Regions from separate parts of the Homo sapiens genome. Here region 2 is linked to region 1. Evidence: chromatin loops called from intact Hi-C (ENCODE). Cell type or tissue: psoas muscle. All regions are shown on one strand. Each heading gives the region's core, and the rest is flanking DNA. Links, peaks and the distances in the headings are about the cores only. Region 1 overlaps SRR (serine racemase). Region 2 overlaps PRPF8 (pre-mRNA processing factor 8).

Region 1 (6,543 bases), core at 2,362-4,861:
AACTCCTGAACTCCTGATCTCAAGTGATCCACTTGCTTTGGCCTCCAAAAGTGCTGGGATTACAGGCAAGAGCCACCACGCCCAGCCAACTATTTTTTGTTCTCTTGTTTTTTTGTTTTTAAGAGACAGGGTCTTGCTCTTGCAGTGGTACAATAACTCACTGCAGCCTTGAACTCCTGGGTTTAAGCAATCCTCCTGCCACTGTGCCCAGCCGAGGGGGCATAATTGACATTAAAAAATATTGAGTTTTCGGGCCCGTCATGGTGGCTCACGCCTGTAATCCCAGCACTTTGGGAGGCCAAGGTGGGTGGATCACTTGAGCTCAGAAGGTCAAGACCAGCCTGGGCAACATGGCAAAACCTTGTCTCTACAAAAAATACAGACGTTTTTTGTATTTGTGGTGGCACAGTGCACCTGTGGTCCCAGCTACTCAGGAGGCTGAGGTGAGAGGATTGCCTGAGCCTGGGAGGCAGAGGTTGCAGTGAGCTGAGATCATGCCAATGCACTCCAGCCTGGACGACAAGAGACCCCGTCTCAGTAAATAAATAATGCCTCCAATTCATTTATACATCTTTACAATGGAATTTCTGGCAACTTTGATAAAGTAATTCTAGTTCACCTGAAAGAATTGATATGTGAGAAAAGCCAATGAATTTTAGAGCAATCAAGGGAGAATTTATTAATACAGTATATAATAGGAAAAGACATTGGCAGTCTGGCCAATGGAACAAAATACAATAGCCCCAACCATTCATAGAAATTTAATTTTTGATAAATAGAGCATTTCAGAGGAAAAGGATTCTGTCAGTAAATGGTGTGTTAAGAAGGCTGGGTGTGGTGCCTCATGCCTGTAATCCCAGCACTTTGGAAGGCCAAGGCGGAAGGATCACTTGAGCTCAGGGGTTTGAGACCAGCCTGGGCAACACAGCAAGACTTCCTCTCTACTAAAATAAAAATTTAAAAAATTAGCTGGGTATGGTGGTGCACAGTCATAGTCCCAGGTACTTGGGAGGCTGAGGCGGGAAGATCACTTGAGCTCAAGAGTTTGAAGCTGCAGGGAGCCATAATTGAGCCACTGTACACCAGCCTGGACAACAGAGTGAGACCTTATCTAAAAAAAAAAAAAAAAGACTGAGAAAAGAACAAGTGGCCAAGATACACAAAAAAATGTTCAATCACTAGTAATTAATGTAAATTAAAACTACTAGACATTGCCAGGCACAGTGGCTCACACCTGTAATCTCAGCACTTTGGGAGTCTGAGGCAGGTGGATCACGAAGTCAGGAGATCGAGACCATCCTGGCTAACACAGTGAAACCCTGTCTCTACTAAAAATACAAAAAATTAGCCTGGCGTGGTGGCACACACCGGTAGTCCCAGCTACTCGGGAGGCTGAGGCAGGAGAATCACTTGAACCTGGGAGGTGGAGGTTGCAGTGAGCCAAGATCCCACCACTGCACTCCAGCCTGGGCAACAGAGCAAGACTCCGTCTCAAAGAAACAACAACTACTAGACATAACTAAATTGACATAAAAATGATATAGGACGGATGAAGGAAAAGAGGCATCATTCCATCAAAACTGTTGTTGGGAGTACAAATTGATGTAATATAGGACCCTTCTGGAGATCAGTTTGGCAGTGGGTATCAGATTTCTTAGAAATATGTATGCCTTTTGATACAAAATACCATTTGGTGAAATCTACCCTAAGGACTGACGGAGGTACACAAAAATCTTGCAACAAGGCTATTCATTACATCATTCTTACAGCCAACAACAACAAAAGGAAATCCAAATGTTCATTTGAGCTATGTAAACTTAAAATTATTATTTTTTCTTTTTCAAGAGATAGGGTCCTGCTTATGTTGCCCAGGCCACAGTACAGTGGCTATTCATAGACGTGATAATAACACACTCCCGGGCTCAAGCAAGCCTCCCGCCTTAGCCTCCCAAGTAGCCGGGACTACCAGTGTGTGTCACTGCCCCCAGCTAAATTATTGTATTTTTGTAAAAGAAGTACTATTAAGTCATTTTAAAAGTTGGATAAAGCCGGGCGCAGTGGCTCACGCCTGTAATCCCAGCACTTTGGGAGGCTGAGCCAGGTGGATTGCCTGAAGTCAGGAGTTCGAGACTAGCCTGGCCAACATGGTGAAACCCTGTCTCCACTAAAAATAAAAAAATTAGCTGGGTGTGGTGGCAGGCGCCTGTAATCCCAGCTACTAGGGAGGCTAGGGCAGGAGAATCGCTTGAACCTGGGAGGCAGAGGTTGCAGTGAGCTGAGATGGCGCCACCGCACTCCAGCCTGGCGGCAGAGCAAGACTCTCTCAAAAAAAAAAAAAAAGTTGGATAAATGGGCCGGGCGTGGTGGCTCACGCCTGTAATACCAGCACTTTGGGAGGCCGAGGCGGGCGGATCACCTAAGATCAGGAGTTCAAGACCAGCCTGGCCAACATGGTGAAACCCCGCCTCTACGAAAAATATAAAAATTAGCTGGGTGTGGTGGTGGGCGCCTGTAATGCCAGCAACTCAGGAGGTTGAGGCAGGAGAATTGCTTGAACCCAGGAGGCAGAGGTTGCAGTGAGCCACAGTCATGCCACTGCACTTCAGTCTGGGTGACAGTGAAACTCCATCTCAAAAAAACAACAAAAAAAAAATGTTGATAAATGTACTCACCTATGAGATTCATTGATATTCATAATACTGTCTGACAAAAAAAGAAGTTACCAAACCTACCAAAGAGTTTTGTCTGCATATGTAGTTGGGCCTGGAAAGGTAAACCACTGGATAGCAACTGTCTTTAGGTAGGAAGGTTTCGTGGCTATTTTCATGTTCTTTTTGTATCTCTGTATTTTCAGATTAACTCAGTTTTCTAATGAATATAGATTCTTTTGTAATAAGGAAAAATAGAGAAACTTCATATTTAACTGCTACAATAGACACAGTGGAAAGTGGAAGCTTAATGTAGTTATTGAAAATTATGAAAATTGTAAAGAAACTGAGTCAAATGTAGGAGCAAATAAAATGTTTGCTTTAACTGTTACATAATGTATATTGAGAATGCAGAAGGAGCCGGGCGCAGTGACTCACGCCTATAATCCCAGCACTTTGGGAGTCTGAGGCAGGCGGATCACCTGAGGTCGGGAGTTCGAGACCAGCCTGCACAACATGGAGAAACCCCGTCTCTATTAAAAATACAAAATTGGCCGGGTTTGGTGGCTCACGCCTGTAATCCCAGCACTTTGGGAGGCCGAGGCAGGCGGATCACGAGGTCAGGAGATTGAGACTATCCTGGCTAACACGGTGAAACCCCGTCTTTACTAAAAATACAAAAAATTAGCCAGGCATGGTGGCAGGTGCCTGTAGTCCCAGCTACCAGGGAGGCTGAGGCAGGAGAATGGCGTGAACCCGGGAGGCGGAGCTTGCAGTGAGCCGAGATCGCGCCACTGCACTCCAGCCTGGGTGACAGAGCGAGACTCTGTCTCAAAAAAAAAAAAAAAAAAAAATTAGCTGGGCATGGTGGTGCATGCCTGTAATCTCAGCTACTCGGGAGGCTGAAGCAGGAGAATCGCTTGAACCTGGGATGTGGAGGTTGTGGTGAGCCAGGACTGCACCAGTGCACTCCAGCCGGGACAACAGGAGTGAAACACCATCTCAAAAAACAAAAAAAAAGAAAATGCAGAGGGAAATAAAGAAAATGAACATAGTTATTTAAATGGAATAGTCTAGCTATTTTTTCTTTATCAAATAATTTGTTAAATTTTTATTAAAAATTAAAAATTTAAATTTATAAATTAAAAATAATATAAAAATTGAATCCAATTCATTCAAGTAGCTTCACAACGATGATTAAAAGAAAGGTGGAGCTGGGCACGGTGGCTTACACCTGTAATCCCAGCACTTTGGGAGGCCGAGGCAGGCGGATCACGAGGTCAGAAGTTCAAGACCAGCCTGGACAACATGGTGAAACCCCGTGTCTACTAAAAATATAAAAATTAGCTGGGCACGATGGCACATTCCTGTAATCCCAGCTACTCGGGAGGCTGAGGCAGGAGAATTGCTTGACCCGGGAGGCGGAGGTTGCAGTGAGCCGAGATTGTGCCACTGCACTCCAGCCTGGGCTACAGAGCGAGACTCCGTCTCAAAAAAAAAAAAAAAAAAAGGAAGATGGAGACCAGTGGCAGTGCCAACAGTGCCAAGAGATGGGTGGTGTGGGTGGGGAGTGGGCTTTAGCCTTCTGTAATCACCATCAGTTACTTCCCTCAAAGCTTCACCAGAAAAACTTCGTTCAGCTTTTAAGTCAACTCTCTTTTAGGGAAATTCTGACACTCCAATAATGGAGAATTTCCACATGACACCACAGGCCCCAGGTCTATTCTGTTACGTATTTTCAAAATCTCTTCAATAAACATACTGTCTCAGACTTTGCTTTGACCCCTTTCTTATTCCTGGGTTTCAGAACCATGTGTGCTCAGTATTGCATCTCCTTTGCTGATGTTGAAAAAGCTCATATCAACATTCGAGATTCTATCCACCTCACACCAGTGCTAACAAGCTCCATTTTGAATCAACTAACAGGGCGCAATCTTTTCTTCAAATGTGAACTCTTCCAGAAAACAGGATCTTTTAAGGTAACAATCCTTTTTCTCAGTGTATCATGTATGTTTTCACACCCTTTCACATATCAGTTTGATTCTCCTGACCACCCAATGAGATAGGCAGAAGTAAATTAATGCCTTTATACAGCTGGAAAAAAGGTTACAGAAATTTTCCTTTCAAGTCCTTGTTTTACCTAGCATCATAGTGTTGATAAGCAACTTTTACACAGTCATAAATCCTTATAATTAGGATAATATATATAACTTATCCGAGTAATTTTTATATATATGTATGTGCATATATATAATATATACATAAAATACAGTCATATGCCACATAACGTTTCAGTCAATGACAGACCACCTATATGATGGTGGTCCTTGGTCCCATAAGGTTATACCACACATTTACTGTACGATTTCTGTGTTTAGATACAGAAATACTTCTCATTGTGTTATAGCTGCCTACAGTATTCAGTACAGTAACATGCTATACAGGGTTTGCAGCCTAGGAGTAATAGGCTGTAACAGCTGGATTTGTATAAGTACACTCTATGGTGCATGCAAGATGATGAAATTGCCAAATCATGCATTTCTCGAAACATATCCCCATCCTTAAGCAAAGCATGACTTTATTATATATACCATCACTTACTGTCCAAACTAAGACATAATTTATTATCCAAACTAGGACATGTTTGGGACTGAAAGAAGCAACCTGAAATATCTAAACAGACACCTGAACTGTTGCAGGCAAATTGGAAAGTGTTATCACTCTGTATATGACCCAAGTTTAAGCATTCACTGTATCAACTTGCTACACATGGATACATTATCAATATAAAAGATCTAAGCCTGGGCCACACGGCAAAACTCTGTCTACAAAAAATACAAATATATGACAGGCGCAGTGGTTCACACTTGTAATCCCAGCACTTTGGGAGGCTGAGGCAGGTGGATCACCTGAGGTCAGGAGTTCGACACCAGCCTGACCAACATGATGAAACGCTTTTTTGTTTTGTTTTGTTTTGTTTTGAGACGGAGTCTCACTCTGTCCCCCAGGCTGGAGTGCAGTGGCACGATCTCGGCTCACTGTAAGCTCCACCTCCCAGGTTCACGCCATTCTCCTGCCTCAGCCACCCGATTACCTGGGACTACAGGCGCCTGCCACCACGCCCAGCTAATTTTTTTTTTTTTTTTTTTGAATTTTTAGTAGAGACAGGGTTTCACCGTGTTAGCCAGGATGTTCTTGATCTGACCTTGTGATCCGCCCGCCTCTGCCTCCCAAAGTGCTGGGATTACTGGCATGAGTCACCGCACCCAGCCTTGGTGAAACACTTTCTACTAAAAATACAAAATGAGCGGGACTTGGTGCCAGGCACCTGTAATCCCAGCTGCTTGGGAGGCTGAGGCAGGAGAATTGCTTGAACCCAGAAGGCAGAGGTTGCAGTGAGTTGAGATCACGCCATTGCACTCCACCATGGGTGATAGAGGAAGACTCCATCTCGGGGGAAAAAAAAAAAAAAAAAAAAAAGGCCGGGTGCGGTGGCTCACGCCTGTAATCCCAGCACTTTGGGAGGCTGAGGCAGGCGGATAACGAGGTCAAAAGATCGAGACCATCCTGGCTAACACGGGGAAACCCCGTCGCTACTAAAAATACAAAAAAATTAGCCGGGCGTGGTGGCGGGCGCCTGCAGACCCGGCTACTCGAGAAGCTGAGGCAGGAGAATGGCGTGAACCCGGGAGGCGGAGCTTGCAGTGAGCCGAGATCGCGCCACTGCACTGCAGCCCGGGCTACAACAGAGCGAGACTAGGTCTAAAAAAATAAAAAAAAAAAATTTAGCCGGGCATGGTGGCAGGTGCCTATAATCCCAGCTACTTGGGAGGCTGAGGCAGGAAAATCACTTGAACCCGGCCCTGGGGGTAGACGCAGTGTGGGGAGGCGGACG
Region 2 (6,543 bases), core at 3,308-5,807, 640 kb before region 1:
AAAGCAATGCTGAGAGGAAAATTTACAGAAGTGAATAATACTATTAGAAAAAGAGAAAGGTTGGCCAGGCACGGTGGCTCACCCCTGTAATCCCAGCACTTTGGGAGGCTGAGGTGGGTGGATCACGAGGTCAGGAGATCAAGACCATCCCAGCTAACACGGTGAAACCCGTCTCTACTACAAATACAAAAAATTAGCTGAGCATGGTGGCAGGCGACTATAGTCCCAGCTACTCAGGAGGCTGAGGCAGGAGAATGACACAAACCCAGGAGGCGGAAGTTGCAGTGAGCCAAGATTGCGCCACTGCACTCCAGCCTGGGCGACAGAGCAAGACTCCGTCTCAAACAAAAAAAAACGAGAAAGGTCAGCTGGGCACGGTGGCTCACGCCTGTAATCCCAGCACTTTGGGAGGACGAGGCAGGTGGATCACGAGGTCAAGAGTTCAAGACCAGCCTGGCCAAGATGGTGAAACCCTGTCTCTACTAAAAACACACAAAAAAATTAGCCGGGTGCGGTGGCAGGCATCTGTAATCCTAGCTACTCGGGAGACTGAGGCAGGAGAATCGCTTGAACTCAGAGGGCGGAGGTTGCAGTGAGCTGAGATCGCGCCACTGCACTCCAGCCTGGGTGAGAGAGTGAGACTCCATCTCAAAAAAAAAAAAAAAGAAAAAGAGAAAGGTCCAGGCCAGGTGCGGTGGCTCACACCTATAATCCCAACACTTTGGGAGGCCGAGGCAAGCTGATCAGGTGGTGGTCAGGAGATCGAGACCATCCTCGCAAACACGGTGAAACCGCGTCGTAGTAAAAATACAAAAAAAAATATTAGCCGGGTGTGGTGGTGGGCACCTGTAGTCCCAGCTACTTGGGAGCTGAAGCAGGAGAATGGCGTGAACCCGGGAGACGGAGCTTGCAGTGAGCAGAGATCGCGCCACTGCACTCCAACCTGAGTGACAGGGCGAGACTCTGTCTCAAAAAAAAAAAAAGAGAAAGGTCCAAAATTGATAATCTAACCTTTTACCTTAACAAACTAGCAAAGGGATGGCAATGATAAGAGAAGAAATCAATGCAACAAGGCCAGGCGTGGTGGCTCACACCTACAATCCCAGCACTTTGGGAGCCCAGGGGGGTGGATTACCTGAGCTCAGGAATTCAAGACCAGCCTGGGCAACATGGCGAAACTGTCTGTATCCAAAATACAAAGAAAAATCAGCCAGGCATGGTGGCATGTGCCTGTGGTCCCAGCTACTTGGGAGGCTAAGGTGGGAGGGTCTCCTGAGCCTGGGAGGCAGAGGTTACAGTGAGCTGAGACTGCGACACTGCACACCAACCTGGGTCATAGAGACCCCATCTCAAAAAAAAAAAAAATCAATGCAACAAAAAAGAGAAAAACGATAAAAATTAATGAAACCAAAGCTGTTTCTTTGAAAAGCTGAATAAAACAAGATAGCAAACCACAAAATACCAAATGATATAGTCAAGACTTTAAGGCAAAAAATGTCTTCTGAACAATTATTGAGGTGAAAGAGTGCGTTGGCTGGAGTTACTATAGTAATCTGCCTTGAGCAAATGGTATTCAGACAAGCAAGGAGAAAAGACTGCAGGTGAGATAACAGCTCAAACCCTACTATGAAAGCTAGACTGAGCATCTCGCATGTCCACAGGATGAGACAACCAGGCAGATCTACAGAAAGGAGGGGGGCCGGGTGCGGTGGCTCATGCCTGTAATCCCAGCACTTTGGGAGGCCGAGGCGGTTGGATCATGAGGTCAGGAGTTTGAGACCAGCCTGACCAACATGGTGAAACCCTGTCTCTACTAAAAATACAAAAATTAGCCGGGCATGGTGGCAGGCACCTGTAATCCCAGCTACTCAGGAGGCTGAGGCAGGAGAATTACTTAAACCCGGGAGGCGGGGGTCGCAGTGAGCTGAAATTGTGCCACTGCACTCCAGCCTGGGCAATAGAGCAAGACTCCCTCTCAAAAAAAAAAAGGAGGGCCAGGGGCCAGGATAGGCTAGATACTGGGGTAAAGGCAAGTGGATGATTCCCATTAGGTTTAGTAAATTCTTGGACTGCACTTGGAATTGCTGATGTGTGTAATGGAACACAGTATTTCTGTTGTAGTTAACAGTGCTCTATCCCTGAAGGGGAGGAGGCATAAATTCCTGAGGAGCCCAGTGTTCCTTTACTAAATAGCAGAAATTCCTGGGGGATAAGGGGAGGCAAGAAGGAAAATAATATTTACTCAGGTCTACGTGTACTAGGTACCATGGTAAGAAATTTATATATGTTATACCTCTTATGTCTTCATAAAAAACAAGTTATAGAACTTGCCCATGACATAGCTTTTTTTTTTTTTTTTTTTTTTTGAGATGGAGTCTCACTTTGTCACCCAGGCTGGAGTGCAGTGGCGCAATCTCAGCTCACCGCAACCTCCACCTCCGGGGCTCAAGTGGTTCTCCTGCTTCAGTCTCCAGAGTAGCTGGGACTACAGACATGTGCCACCACGCCTGGCTAATTTTTGTATTTTTAGTAGAGATGGGGTTTCACCATATTGGCCAGGCTGGTCCTGAACTCCTGACCTCGTGATCCACCTACCTCGGCCTCCCAAAGTGCTGGGATTACAGGCGTGAGCCACCGCACCCGGCCTATTTATTTATTTTTAAATATAAACAGGATCTTGCTATGTTGCCTAAGCTGGTCTCAAATTCCTGGGCTCAAGCAGTCCTCCCACCTCGGCTTCCAAAAGTGCTGGGATTGCAGGCATAAGCCACCATGCCCAGCTTTATCATGCAATTTACCAAGTAATATGGCTTACTAAATACCCCGTTTCATTTAATTCTCACAAAAGCCGTCTGACCTAGGTCCTATCAGTATCCCTATTTTACAGATGAGGGAATTGAGGCCCAGCATGGGCAATATTCCCAAGATCCCAACTAGTAATATGACAAAGATATGATGTGAACCCCATCTGACTCCAGAGCCTGTGCTTCTAACCACTAGAGTCAACTGCATCCTTACCCTCTCAGACACTCCTCCACTCCTCAGCCTCTAACTTCTGATATCCAGTTCCCTGATGCCTACAATTCTTTCCCAGGCCAATGGCCTCTTCTGCTCTCTCTCCTCTCCCCTCTTCCAGTATCTCAATGGGGTCTAGCATTCTTTTTTTTTTTTTTTTTTTTTTTTTGAGACAGAGTCTTGCTCTGTCACCCAGGCTGGAGTGCAGTGTCGCGATCTCGGTTCACTGCAAGCTCTGCCTCCCAGGTTCCTGCCATTCTCCTGCATCAGCCCCCCTGAGTAGCTGGGACCACAGGCGCCCGCCACGACATCCAGCTAATTTTTTGTATTTTTAGTAGAGACGGGGTTTCACCGCGTTAGCCAGGATGGTCTCAATCTCCTGAACTCGTGATCCACCCGCCTCGGCCTCCCAAAGTGCTGGGATTACAGGTATGAGCCACCGCGGCCGGCTGGGTCCCGCACTCTTGATTCCCTTGCATTCAATGCCTTACCACTCTACAACTGTCTTCTAACAGAGCTCTATTCCTTAATCACCAGTGTAATCTATCCACCTTCTGCATCCCTGTCACTGAGTAGCTGGGTGATTCTGGGAAAAACAAATGCTCAGAGTTGTCTTCCCAAAACCCAGCTGAGCTCCCAACACACCTTCCAATCCCTCTCAGTTTCTTCAGCAATCATCATACCCTAATACCATGAAATTCACTATGCACAACTCTTTCCCCTAACTGCAGCCCAAGAAAAGCTGAAAAACTCAAAATCCTGTTATAGCTTCCCACTAACCTCATCTATATCCACATCTTTCCAGACCTCTTTCCTGTCAGGTTCAGAGGATTTTTCCTCTGCTTGCTCTTTATTCTATCCCTAGGGAGACCCTCTGCACCTCTGCTCATCAATTACCTACTTTTCTTTTCTTCGAGACGGAGTCTTGCTCTGTCGCCGAGGCTGGGGTGCAGTGGCACGATCTTGGCTCACTGCAACCTCTACCTCCCGGGTTCAAGCAATTCTCCTGCCTCAGCCTCCCGAGTAGCTGAGATTACAGGCACCCGCCACCGCGCCTGGCTAATTTTTGTATTTTTAGTAGAGACGGGGTTTCACCATGTTGGCCAGGCTGGTCTCGAACTCCTGACTTGGTGATTCACCCACCTTGGCCTCCCAAAGTGCTGGGATTACGGGCGTGAGCCACTGTGTCCAGCCAATTCCACACTTTTCTCTTGTACACTCAACTGCTACTGGGCTCCTTAATTAAAACACGCTCAAGTCACTGTCATTCAAAAACACCTGCACTGACTTACAGCTCCCTCTAGGTGGCATCTGATGTCCTTCCTTCTCTTCAACTGACAAACAGATTGTCCTTGCTGTCTCCACTCACTCACTTCCCATGAAGCCTCACCCACTGCCATCTGGCTTCCATCCCTACTATTTCTGTAACAGCTCCTGCTAAGGTCACCAATGACGTCCTAACTGTCAAATCCAATGGATACTTTTCAGTCCTCATCTAACTGAAATGCTCTTAGGCAACTGACACTGCTCAGCATCACCCCAATTCTGGACACGTGTTCCTGAAGGCCTTGGTTCCAAGACCCGGCACCCTCCCACAGGTTCTGACCACACTTCATCTTAGTATTCCCCACATTTCCAAATTCCTCCCTCTCCTCTTCTCACTCCACATTGTCCCTGGGTGATGTCACTCATTCTTGAGCTTTTGACCTTTTGTGGATAGGCTCCGAAATCTACATCTTTAATCCAGACCTGTTCTCCATGTTTCTTCAGATTGCTTCTCACCTAGGAACCTCTAAGCTATCCCTGACTGCTCTTACCTTTCTAGTTTCATTTCTCTCCCTGGAATGTCTCACTCATACTTTTTAAATCAAATCTAACAGATCATCAATTAAAGAGGCACCACTAAGGGAGCAGAAGGAATCAGGAATCTACACATGTGTATATATGTACTTAAATATGTATCTTGGAACTGAAGAAATAAGGTATAAATAAATACCTGGGGAAATCTCCATCTGAATGTTCTCAGGAACTTCAAACTTTATATATCCTAAACTAGATTTCTTTATCTTCGATCCTAAACCTGTTCTTGTTCATGTGGTCTTCCAGTTGGTGGCACTAACACCCACCTAGTCACCCATGCCAAAATCTGCACATCATTTTTGACTTTTCTTTGAGCATCCCAGGACCACAAAGTTCTGCTGATTTTATCTGCTAACTTCTTATCAAATCTGTTCCCCTCTTCCTACCTCTACTTTCAGTGCTCTCATCATTTTTATTGATTTATGTATTTTTTTGGAGACAGAGTCTCACCCTGTTGCCAGGCTGGAGTGCACTGGTGGGATCTCGGCTCACTGCAACCTCCGCCTCCCGGGTTCCAGCGATTCTCCTGCCTCAGCCTCCTGTGTAGCTGGGATTACAGGTGTGCACCACCACGCCCGGCTAATTTTCATATTTTAAGTAGAGATGGGGTTTCCCCATGTTGGTCAGGCTGGTCTCAAACTCCTGACCTCAGGTGATCCACCTGCCTGGGCCTCCCAAAGTGCTGGGATTACAGGCGTGAGCCCCCGCGCCTGGCCTGCTCTCATCATTTTTATCTGGACTTCTTCAGTGGTCCCCAAACCTGGTCTCCCATCCTATCCTTTCAGGTCCATCTTTCTCACAGCTGCAAGAGTGAATCATCTAACACAGAAATTTGACAAAGTCTGCATCTGTAGTGTGGGAAGCCAAAAAAAAAAAAGAAGAAAAACACATCTGACAAAGTCACTCTGTGCTTAAGACCCTTATATGATTCTTCCTAAGGTGTGCGATGCCCTCCATGATATGGCTCTCCACTATTTATCCAGCCTCATCTCTTAACATTCCCAATTCCACAATTTACTCCAGCAAACCTTGAACTTTCCATGGTCCCATGTACACAAGCTAGTTACATCGCCACACTTCTGGCTAAAGGAATGCTCTCCCTCACCTGTCTCATCACATGCTACTTCTTTCAGGAATCCTTTCCTCTTCCACTTCCAGACTGGGCTAGAGCAATCACTAACTCTAGTGCTCTCACAGATTCCCACATACAGGTTAATCTAAAACCCAAAATGCTCACAAAAAGCTGAAACTTTCTGAGTCCCAACATTCTGAGCACCAACATGACGCTCAAAGGAAATGCTCATTGGGGCATTTCAAATTTTGGATTAGGGATGCTGAACCTGTAAGTATAATGAAAATATTTCAAGGCTGGGCACGGTGACTCACACCTATAATCCAGCATTAGAGAGGCTAAGGCAGGAGGACTGCTTGAATCCAGAGTCTGAGACCAGCCTGGACAAGAGAGTGAGATCCCAGCTCTACAAAAAATTTAAAAATCAGGCCGGGTGTGGTGGCTCACGCCTGTAATCCCAGTACTTTGGGAGGCTGAGGCAGGCGGATCACAAGGTCAGGAGTTCGAGACCATCCTGGCTAACACGGTGAAACCCCTTCTCTACCAAAAATACAAAAACTTAGCCGGGCGTGGTGGCAGGCGCCTGTAGTCCCAGC

The links. Peaks named below come from ENCODE experiments on the same cell type or tissue, not always from the same donor. Only the 100,000 strongest peaks of a DNase experiment are listed, where the experiment ranks them.
Region 2: a loop joins it to region 1, with 4 times the contacts of the local background. A loop is called at or near these places in 1 of 110 quality-filtered maps.

Annotation. Positions count from the first base shown.
Region 1 is chr17:2,311,102-2,317,644 of GRCh38, forward strand. SRR (serine racemase) reads left to right here. Exons shown (of 8, transcript NM_021947.3): 2 at 4,456-4,627. The coding sequence starts at 4,460. Among named protein-coding and RNA genes, the nearest start is that of SRR, 10 kb to the left of the region's middle. In psoas muscle, for the core only: no CTCF peak of the experiment used is centred there; no DNase peak of the experiment used is centred there.
Region 2 is chr17:1,665,196-1,671,738 of GRCh38, forward strand. All of the region lies in intron 24 of PRPF8 (pre-mRNA processing factor 8), which reads right to left. Among named protein-coding and RNA genes, the nearest start is that of PRPF8, 16 kb to the right of the region's middle. In psoas muscle, for the core only: a CTCF peak has its summit at 4,318; DNase peaks (open chromatin) are centred at 4,106 and 4,566; H3K27ac peaks cover 2,401 bases.